2 separate regions of the Homo sapiens genome follow, and region 2 is linked to region 1. Evidence: read pairs that join two places in POLR2A ChIA-PET (ENCODE). Cell type or tissue: GM12878. All regions are shown on one strand. Links, peaks and the distances in the headings refer to the core of each region. The heading gives the core; the rest is flanking DNA. Region 1 has its middle 9.2 kb from the start of ARID1B. Region 2 overlaps ZDHHC14 (zDHHC palmitoyltransferase 14).

Region 1 (5,385 bases), core at 179-5,178:
TCTCTATAAAAAAAAAAAAAAATTAGCTAGGTACAGTCACATGTGCCTGTAGTCCTAGCTACTTGGGAGGCTGAGCTGGGAGAATCACCTGAGCCTAGGAAGTCGAGGCTGCAGTGAGCTGTGATCAGACCACTGCACTCCAGCCTGGGCCTCAGAGTGAGAACTTGTCTCAAAAGAAAAAGCAAGCTTCAAGGTTTAAGAGGCGGAGGACAACTCCTCAACTCCACACAGTGGGAACATTCTGTAGCCTGAGCATCTTCTCTGTTATCTAGGAATTTGTGAGATTGAGATGATCCATGGAAAACCTTTCAAAATAAATGGACCAAATTCAAGACACCTAACCATGAGTTACAACCAACCCTTTCTCAGGGCCACCTGCTTGCACAGCATGAGGGGCGTCTTGCTTGTTGTCACTGATACAGAGGATGTCTTGTCCAATGTGACTGGCATGTCCTGGGTTTTTCCCATTTGCCAGAGACCTGAGCTGTCATTCACAGGTGCTGAGAGGGAGCAGGAGAGGCAAGCAGAAGCTGAAATGCCCAGGCCTGGGCAGCGTCCTTGCTTTGCATCATGACTTGGCTGCTTCCTGCCACCTTCACACAGGTGTGAAACCTTAGGGCAAACCACCTCGAATCTCTGGAAAAGGTAAAGGAGAAGCTGGCCCAAGCGGGGATGGGGATGCCCCCGGCCTGCGGTACACCCTCCCTTGTTCTCATTCACTTACCTGTTTAGGGATAGTGCACAAGCGTAAAAAAGAGAAAACCTCAGACACAAAGAGTTGTATTTAATCAATGAACCAAACCACCTCTAGGCTGCATTGAGCTTTGTAACTGTTATTACATACCACTTAGTATGTTTATCCCGTGTCTGGCACTTTGCATACATACGGCAGAGAAGCAAGTTGCCTAACTAACCCAATATCTGTTCTTCCCACCTTTAGTTACAGAAGCCCCAGTGTTTAGCTGGGCACATGACCACCTGTTTAAAAAAATCGACATTTTGCATATTCCCTTGGAAGTCAGTACGTCCACACGCTCAAGCGGAGCTGCTCAGGGCAGCTCAGCTGCTGTCTACCTCCTGACTTCGTGTATGAGAAATAAGAATAAACTTCTGTCTTGTTTAAGCTTCTGGTATTTTTTGCTTTGTTTTGGTCTTTTTTCCCCCTTTTTCTTTCTTTTTTTTTTTTTTTTTGTAGAAAATCACATGTAAACCCAACTGATATAATGCATTATGGTTTCTCACATAATCCTCACAACAACCCTTTGAAGAGTTTGTAAACATCCCAAACCTTGGTTTACTCCTGTATAACACACAGATCGCAGTAGTGCTTACTTCCCCAGGTTTCTGAGGATTCAGTGAAATAAGGTCTTCAAAGCTCTGAGCACAGCACCTGGCACACCAGAAGTGTTTGATAACTGTACTTTATTAAGGTAATTTTCATCTCCCTAGCTGGATGGATCAATTTCTCAAGGACAAAGTCCCTGTCTTCAATTTCTGTTATATTGTCTACCACACTCAGAACATTCCTGAACCCACAGTGGGGGCTCAATTGTCAACATAATTTTATGGCTGAATCCAAACATGCAAATAAAATTATTACATGCATTTTCAAATTAATTGTTTCTTTCAGAGCAGAGAACTGATGTAGCTAAAGCAGCAATGACTATGCTGGTCATTTAAAATAAAGACAGGCTGGACACAGTGGCTCATGCCTGTAATCCCAGCACTTTGGGAAGCTGAGGCGAGTGGGTTGCTTGAGCCCAGGAGTTTGAGACCATCCTGGACAACATGGCGAAACCCCATCTCTACCAAAAAATACAAAAATCAGCTAAGCATGATGGTATGTGCCTGTGGTCCCAGCTACTCAGGAGGTTGAGGTGGGAGGATCACTTGAGCCTGGGAGGTTGGAGGATGCGATAAGCAGTGATCACACCACTGCACACAAGCCTTGGCAACAGAGTGAGACCCTGTCTCAATAAAATAAATAAATACAGGATTCCTAACTTAAAAAATTACTTAAAAGGCAGAGAAGGCCAGGCATGTTGGCTTACACCTGTAATTCTAGCACTTTGAGAGGCCCAGGCAGGAGGATTGAGCTCAGCAGTTCAAGACCAGCCTGGCAAACATAGTAAGACCCGATCTCTAAAAAAAAAAAAAGGTGGGCATGGTGGCACGCACCTGTAGTCCCAGCTACTTAGGTGGCTGAGGTGGAAGGATCGCTTAAGCCCGGGAGGTCTGAGGCTGCAGTGAAACATGTTTGTACCACTGCATTCCACCCTGGGTGACAGAGCAAGACCCTGTCCCCCTGCACGCCGCCCCCCGCCCCCCACCAAAAAATACAAAAATAAGGCAGAGAGCATTTTTCTTAAAAGGTGGTTTCTACCTATCAAGGTAACATGTTTCCAGCTGTGTTCAGAGGGCTACTGCTCTAAGAAAGGAAGTCTGTCTGACTTACCATCTTCCTCCAGGTAGACTTCCTCATTCTTGTTAGCTAAGGGACTATTGTGTAGGCATGAGATTCGCAACTGTAGAGAGCATTGCAGAGTTGCTATGTACATGTTTTAACGCTTGGGCACATAACAGTAAGGCTTGGTCTGTACTAGTCTAGCATGGCAGTTGTTTACAAACAACATGATTATTAGTGCTGATTCTACAAGATTGGTTTCCCATTGACCCCAATAGAAACAATGCAAAATATTTACCCTTTTCTAAAGCATAGTAAAACTCCTGTGGTTTTTGAAACCAGACCAAGAACACATGTAGAAAACCCCATGGATTATTTTAAGTGAACTTATTTTTTTAAATCTCATTAACTTTTCACCATATGCTGTTTATTTTTATATCCTGCATAGGCTGAAAAGTGAAAATAGACCAGGCCACTGTGTTTCATTTCAAGCAAATCATTATGAGGATGACACACACAGACTCTGGGGAGTTCAGAGAAAAACAAAGATGATTAAGAGGCCTTTTAAAGATGACTTACAAGAAAAGGTACTTAAAGCTCTACATGTTCCTTAACATAGCAACCCAGGAGGCAAACAGGAAAACTACTCCTCCTCGCCACAAGGATGGAGTATTCCTGCCGGGGGCTTCATGATCTGTGGAAAGAGGGTAGATTCGCATCCCAGCTCCATGTTTACAGGCCGTGCAAGTTTGGGCAATGTGCTGACCTTCGTGTGTACCAGGATGTACGTGAGACACTAAATATCTACTTCGTACAATTTCTGGGGGTAAGAATTAAATGAGAAAGTATATGTAAGTACTTAACATATTGCCTGGAATTAAACAGATAAGGTTTGAGGAGTGTGTGTGTGTGTGTGTGTGTGTGTGTGTGTGTGTGTGTGTTAATGTCTAAGTAGAATAGATGTGTGTTGTATGCTTTCAGGAAAACCAGGTATACTCCACTCAACCCCAAGCATTTCTCCTGCTATGTAATTAAACTTTCTCCATTAAAGATTTATGGATTTATTCTTTTCCGCAAAGGCTTTGAGCCTTGTCAAAATACAAATTTGCTTCTAACAAGTAATACCTTAAACTTGTATCAGTTATTTACACCTTCTTATGAACATATTTTGGATCTGTTTCTGAAAGCCTGCTTTGATGAAGGAGAGGAGATGAGAAAGAGGATGTGGATGCCAGAAAGAAGGTGGGCTGAAGCAGGAGGAGGGACCTCAGTGAATGGGAGGCTGAATGGTGGGGACAAAGTCTATTTCCTGCACAATATCCCCTCAGACCCAGCCCTAGATATTAATGAGCTGAAGGTATGAAAAGGAGAACATACCTAAATATTGGAAAAGTTTTTCTTTCCTTCTGAACAGTTCAGTCTCATGGATCCTCAACCCATTCCCTCAAAGCTGGAATCCCAGGGTTTGCCACCGCTGACCATGGCATGATAGACTCTTGATAGATGGAGATGGGTACTGAGAAGGAGGGTCATGCAGTAGGGGGGGCTCTTTTCCAGGCAAGCCCAAGTTAATGCCATGATTCTGTGGCTACATAGGACAGGGGATGATGTAGAACATTTTTACTTTAGAGGTGATGACGAAGCACCATAGATCCTCTACCGCTACAAAAGGAGGCTGGTACCAAGGCAGGAGGGAAGAGGGAAGTAAAGGAAGCTGCTGGCCCTAGGCCTCTGGAACCTGCACCCTACCATGTGGGCCCACGTGGGTCCCTTTGGCTGCAATGACAAGGATTGGTTCATGCACAGATATGAGAGTCCATGTCACCCACAGTGATGTGGAGAAGAGGACAAGGAAGGAAGAAACTGGAAGGGAACAGAAGTGGGGAAGAAGAGGGAGGGATGAGAGAGGTAGAATGACAGAGAGAGAGCGAGAGACACAGCCAGACATGGTTACTAAAGACATCACTGGGTCTAGGAAAAAAACAATGTTACAAACTATAATTTATCATTTGATACATGTATCATTAGCCAGGCTAGATCCTCTTACTAATGTGAGATAATTCATGGAAGTCATAGCAATTTTAGGCTTGAGGTTAAAACTGTAGAAGATGGATGGTTGCGATGGCTCATACTTGTAATCCCAACACTTTGGGAGGCCTAGGTGGGAGGGTGACTTCAGGCCAGGAGTTCAAGGCCAGCCTGGGCAACAAAATGAGACCCAGTCTCTACAAAAAAAATAAAAAATAAAATTAGCCAGGTGTGGTGGTGCACTCCTGCAGTCCCAGCTACTTGAGAGGCTGAGCTGGGAGGATTGCTTGAGCCTGGGAGGTTGAGGTTGCAGTGAGCCATGATCATGCCACTATGCACCATCCTGGGCAACAGAGCAAGAGACCCTGTCTCAGAAACAAACAAACATAAAACTGTAGAAGATGAGTAAGACCCTCTTAGCCTTTCCAATTAGTATTCTTCCTTGCTGATTTTCCAGAGAGAAATTCCTTAAACAATTGGCCCCACTGACTCCATTTTATTCCATAACCCCTGCCACATTCTAATTTCTAGCCTCATCTGGTTCCTGGAAAATTTCCATCTCTGATTTCTCATTACCTTCTTTCTTCTAGAAAAACCCTCTTGTCTTTTCTTGGCTTTCCCCTGCTTCCATCTTTTAGAAATATGTATTGATATCTGGAGCGTGGTGTTTTGTAACTAATTCTACTCCTGCGGATTAGAGCTGAGATAGGAGGTCTGTTTACATGATATAAGCCCTTCTAAGTGCCAGATATGTGCGGGAGGACTCAGGGGTGTGGGTGGGATGGAAGTCTCAAGGGCAGATGGCGGTCCTCCACCTGAAAGAGGCACCTACTGACAGACTTCAGTTTCCTGTGGCGAATGGACCAGTTAGTGGCCACCGGTGACTCTGTGAGTCTCAAAATTATTTTTCCCCTTCCCTGATTTCCCTGAGACCATTCTAGCTTCTTCCACAC
Region 2 (5,385 bases), core at 158-5,157, 730 kb before region 1:
GCCCACGAGGAGAAGCAATCAGAGAGGAAGGTGGCCGGTGTGGAGGGCTGAGCAGACAGATGAGAACCACCAGAGTCCCCGATCACACTGCTCAACTGTCACACAGACCAACATGGAGCCTGCTATCTCTGGGTGCCAATTTAGGCAAATCAATATGTTGCTTTGCTGCTTTAGGCAATTTGAACCTGGCTTTCTGCTACTTCAACCAAGAGCATCCTGATACAAGTTGTGTAGTTTAAAAACAAACACAGCCGGGTGCGGTGGCTCATGCCTGTAATTCCAATACTTTGGGAAGCCAAGGCAAGTTGATCACTTGAGGACAGGAGTTCGAGACCAGCCTGGGCAACATGGTAAAACCCCATCTCTATTAAAAATACAAAAATTAGCTGGGCATGGTGATGGGCACCTGTAATCCCAGCTACTTGAGAGGCTGAGCCAGGAGAATCGCTTGAACCTGGGAGGCGGAGGTTGCAGTGAGCCAAGATCATGCCACTGCACTCCAGCCTGGGTGACAGAGCAAGACCCTGTCTAAAAAACAAACAAACAAAACAAAACAAAACAAAAACAAACACAACAAAAACTATGAGCCATGAGTAGCATTACTAGCACATGTGGGCAGCTGGGCAGTAGCAACAGGTGGACATGTATAGATAAGCCTGAGATCCCTCATCATCTCCAGGCAGGAGGAGGTGAGTGGTGTGAGATGGGGATCAGGTAGCAGGGACAAGACTCAGAAATTTGGGGTTGCTGAGCATGGACTTTCTTTCCAAGGCAGGTTTTGAAAACCCTTGAACAGGATCATTCAGAATAGTTGCTGCTAATTAAATGTGAAGAAATCTCCTGACTACTGCTCCCACAGCTACTGCCTGACTGCTCTGTCATCCACTCTCTCTCAACATGTATGGGGACACTTTTGGCTCACATACAGTCACGGTGTCCTTGCTTACATGCAATGGTCTTCTTGCCGTTTCTATAATGACTTTCTTGGTCTTCCCTTCTAGGCTGTGCATATCTTAAAGGAAGGTGTTATGCTGTCCTGTACTTTGCAGCCTCCTTTCCACCAGATGTGACCACTGGTCCTGCTGGTTACTCCTGTGGGCCCTGAGAAAGACATCTACTGTCTCTGAGATTCAATTAACTTCTCAATTGCAGCAAGAAGAACACTTCAAGACTGTTGGGTGGATTATGAGAATACATCATAAGTGCTCCGTACATATCTGTGGTGTTAATGCCATTGGGGGAGTGCATGAAGACTGACCTCCACGGTGGCCATGTGTGGTCAAAGGCTGAGTCTTGGCCTTAGAATCCTTCCAGACTAAAACACAGTCCTGTGTCCTGAAGAAGCTGAAATATTTTTCCTCTTTAGGAGAAGTAAGGCATCATTCAATTAAATTATATTCTTAACAATAGAGAATCTGAGCAATAACTATGTCAGCTGGAGAACAACAATCTTACCAAATCAGATTCAACATAAAACTAACCATTGATACTCTGCTACAAACTACCAGCTCCATGAACCAGTAAAATGCAAAAATCATGGCCTTTGTTTGCATGAGGAAATCAGCAACAGGAGTGCTAGTCTTGTCAGTACATTCCAAAATAAAACAATACTAACTTTAGAAATGCAAGAGCTCTCTGAACATGAATGCACTTTTTAATAACTTTGCATGTTCATGGATACAAAACAAGAGCTGACATCATTTTAATGTCAAGGCTTAAATTTCAGTGTTATGAAAATATCTAATCACAGGCCGTAAATGCAATCTTAAAGAATAAGAAAGATACAGCTAATTTAGAATACAACAGATTCCTGGAATAATTGTTCTTGGAAAAAGACCAAGAAATAGTTGACACTTCCCCCAAATCACATTATTTTAATTCTGTACATTGTTTTTTTTACAAAAGCACCCTAAACAATTGCATAGTTGTCTTAGACAAATTTAGAAACCATATAAAGTATGTCAAATTATTTTTACAGGGGAAAAATGTGATAAACAGACTTGGAGGAAGGAAGGAAAAAATAATGACAGAACAAAAGGAAACCAGAAATCCAAAATGAGTCAAGCCAACAGGGTATTGTGTCTAAAAGAAAATTATCTAAAATCTGAACTACCAGAAATGGGAAGAGAAAAATCTGAATTTTCATTATTTGCCTCTTTTTCACCATTAACTGTGCTGATTCTGTCTAGGATTACCATCCAGCAGAAGAAACTGTAAACAAATCCAATCTTTCCAATATGCTAAATAATGAACTTCATAACGTGCCCACGATGATGGGTCTTGTCTTCCTGGAAATTGCAATCTACTTAATTTTTCCAACTAAGGAACATCGGCTGTGGTTTTGAAAGGTTACTGAGAAAAGGGTTTTAAAAGGTGATACAAAGCAAGCAAAATCTTGGTTCTATTCTTCACAGAAAATGAATCACATTTAAAATGTTTTAAACTTTTAAGTGATGGAAGCCATTTTAAGGCTTTGTCCATCCTTCACTTTCATGAAAGGGCCACGGATTCCACCACGATGGACCATGTCTGTTCTTGGGCAGTGGGTGGGGGTTCATGGTTGTGGTCCACAGCATCTCTACCTGGAGAATAAGAGCAAAGCTGTTTCCCTGATAATCACACCCCACATTCATCCACTGGCAAATCGTGTCACTGTCAAAATGCTCCTAATTCGAGTTACTTCCCATCTCTTCCATCATGAGCCCTGGTCCAAGTCCACCCTCGTCTCTCAACTGAAATCTTATGATAGCTTCTGTAATTTCCCATTTCCTCTCCTGCCCCCTTACGTCCCACTCTCTACACAGCAGCTAGAGTAATCTTTTAAAAATGACTTCCAGTTATACTAAGAACAAAACCTAATGTCCCCACCATGGTCTTTAAGGCCCTACCTGATCTGGCCCCTAGCTCTCTCAGTGGCATCCTCTTCCTCCCACTCACTCTCTTGTTCTCCACTGCACTCCAGTGACGTTGATCTTCTTCCCATGCCTCAAACATGCAAAGTTCATCCCCACCTCAGGGCCTTTGCACTAGCTGTTCCCTCTCCCTGGAATGCTCTTCCCTCATATATTCAAGTCTCAATCCCTTCTTTCAGATTTCTGCTCAGTGTCACCTCTTCAAATATATGCCTTCCCTGACTAACTAATCTAACACAGCCTCATCTCCTCAAGTCATGGTCTACTGCTTCACCCTTCTTAATTTTCTTCTATCAGTCATAATAATCTGATATTATGTTATACATATATTTGTGGACTTCCTCATTGTCAGACATCCCTACTAGAACATAAGCCCCTTGAAGGCAGGGATTTTGTCTCATTCATGGCTAAATTATTTAGCACCTAGAATATTCCTCAGTCCTCAGCAAATATTCGTTGAATGAATGAATGAATCAATCAATCGATTTGTCTCCTGTGAGCTGAAGACCTAAGAGTTATAAAATTCAAACACATCCCTACTTCTTCAAGTGAAATATTTTAGACCATTATGATAAGCAGGTGGTTGCTTATATGCATAGGGTGATCCAAGTAGCAAAAACTTGCTCATCCTGTGACATGGAACACCATCGTCATGTTGCTGTCATCCCAGGAGCATCCCTTGTAAAGAAGTCCATGGGGAATGGCAGTAACAAAACCCTTTTGGTGAGGCAGGTTCTGGACTGACGGTCTCAAACCAAATGCTGTTTGCTATGGAGCGAATGGGTTCCCCAAAATTCATATATATGTTGAAACCCTAACTTCCAATGGGATGATATCGGGGTGGGGGGCTTTGAGAGGTGACACAAGTTAAATGAGATCATAAGTGTGGGGCCCCATGATGGGATTAGTGTCCTTAGAAGAAGAGGAAGAGCCTGGGGCTGGCTCCCTCAGCCACACGAGGACACAAGGAGAAGGCACCACCCGCAAACCAGGAAGCCACCCTCACAAGATACCTGATCTGCTGGACTCTTGATCTTGGACTTTCCAGCCTCCAGAACTCCAAGAAGTCTGTTTTTAAGCTACCCAATCTAGGGTATTTTGCCAGCCTAAACAGACTAAAACACAGCTCCACAGCAAAAGATGAAACAGCAGTGCCGACACACCAAAAGTGTTCTCTGATCCCCAGTGGAAGTTTAGCTACAAGAGTTTTATGAGCTACAGGGGGCAAATGGGATTAAAACTGGGCAGGTTATCAGCATTTTCTTTTTTTTTTTCTCTTCAAGTTTCAGAACTGAATACATCATCTAACCACAAACAAAAGTAGTGTCAAACACAGTTCCACTTCACCAGAGCTATTAAGAACCCATATGAATCAAATTAATATTAAGCACAGGAGGTAAAAATCTGCTCAGCTGTTCCAGCATAACAACCACTGAACTCAATGCAATGGAAACAGATAACAGCCATAGGCGGCTTTAACCTATTAATAAAGTCCCAAGTTTAGCTTGACAGATGTTTTTGCACTATTCTCTGGATATACTACCACCTTTATCTGAATTTGCTGTTTTCTATTTTAACTTTTTTACATGAAAAGAAATAAAGCAGGACAAGAGACAGTATGAATAAGGTGCTAACATCTGTTTCAAAAATATGTTTTCTCCCTGTTCAATGGGACAGATGTTTACAAAGATACTGAAGAGATCATGTTTATCTCAAAGACCTTCCACAAATAATAATATCAGTGCAATGATAATAATATCTGTCTAACAGTACCTACTGTTCTGCACCAAATCCCTCGAGTCACTGATTTGGACTTGCCTCCAAATACCGGCTGAAAGATACACAGTAACTCACCATATCAGCCAAACTCATCAATTTGATCAATATTCTCTTTCCCCAATTTACACTTTTCCACCTCTGCTCATCCTATTCATTCTTCCTGGACACTCTCCTCAGCCACAAATGTCAAAATTATATCCACTGTAAGGGCTGCGCTCTACCTTCCACTCTCCAAGTCTACATCTGCCTCTCACTTCTCTGAATTTTTTTTTTTTTTTGAGATGTGGTCTCACTATGTTGTCCAGGCTGGTCTCGAACTCCTGGCCTTAAGAGATCCGCCCACCTAAGCCTCCCAAACTGCTGGAATTACAGGCATGAGCCACTGCACCCAGCCCCCCGGCTCTTTATTGCTAACATGTCCTCCATTCATAGTGCATCATTTTAGTTTTCAAAGCATTTTCATGTAACAAGTTCAGGAGGCAAGACAAATATTATTCCAGGTTCCAGATGAAGAAAAGCAGAGTTTTCCACGTTAAGGGATTATGGAAAGCTCCTGTTCCTCCTGTTGCCCTTACTGTCTTCATCAAACAATGCTGAGATATTGGCATTGTCTCTTTGATTAGGTTATAAGCTATGAGAAGACAGAAAGTATGTTTCCTGGTGCTGGCCCCATGGTAATTACTTGAAAATGTTT

The links. Peaks named below come from ENCODE experiments on the same cell type or tissue, not always from the same donor. Only the 100,000 strongest peaks of a DNase experiment are listed, where the experiment ranks them.
Region 2: POLR2A ChIA-PET joins it to region 1 with 9 read pairs; 1 of 35 experiments calls an interaction of 5 or more read pairs at or near these places.

What each region holds. Positions count from the first base shown.
Region 1 is chr6:156,765,486-156,770,870 of GRCh38, reverse strand. No RefSeq gene overlaps it. Among named protein-coding and RNA genes, the nearest start is that of ARID1B, 9.2 kb to the left of the region's middle. RefSeq lists an enhancer at 2,944-3,003. In GM12878, for the core only: no CTCF peak of the experiment used is centred there; a DNase peak (open chromatin) is centred at 2,590; H3K4me3 peaks cover 1,279 bases; H3K27ac peaks cover 1,385 bases.
Region 2 is chr6:157,497,855-157,503,239 of GRCh38, reverse strand. All of the region lies in intron 1 of ZDHHC14 (zDHHC palmitoyltransferase 14), which reads right to left. Among named protein-coding and RNA genes, the nearest start is that of MIR3692, 29 kb to the left of the region's middle. In GM12878, for the core only: no CTCF peak of the experiment used is centred there; a DNase peak (open chromatin) is centred at 4,259.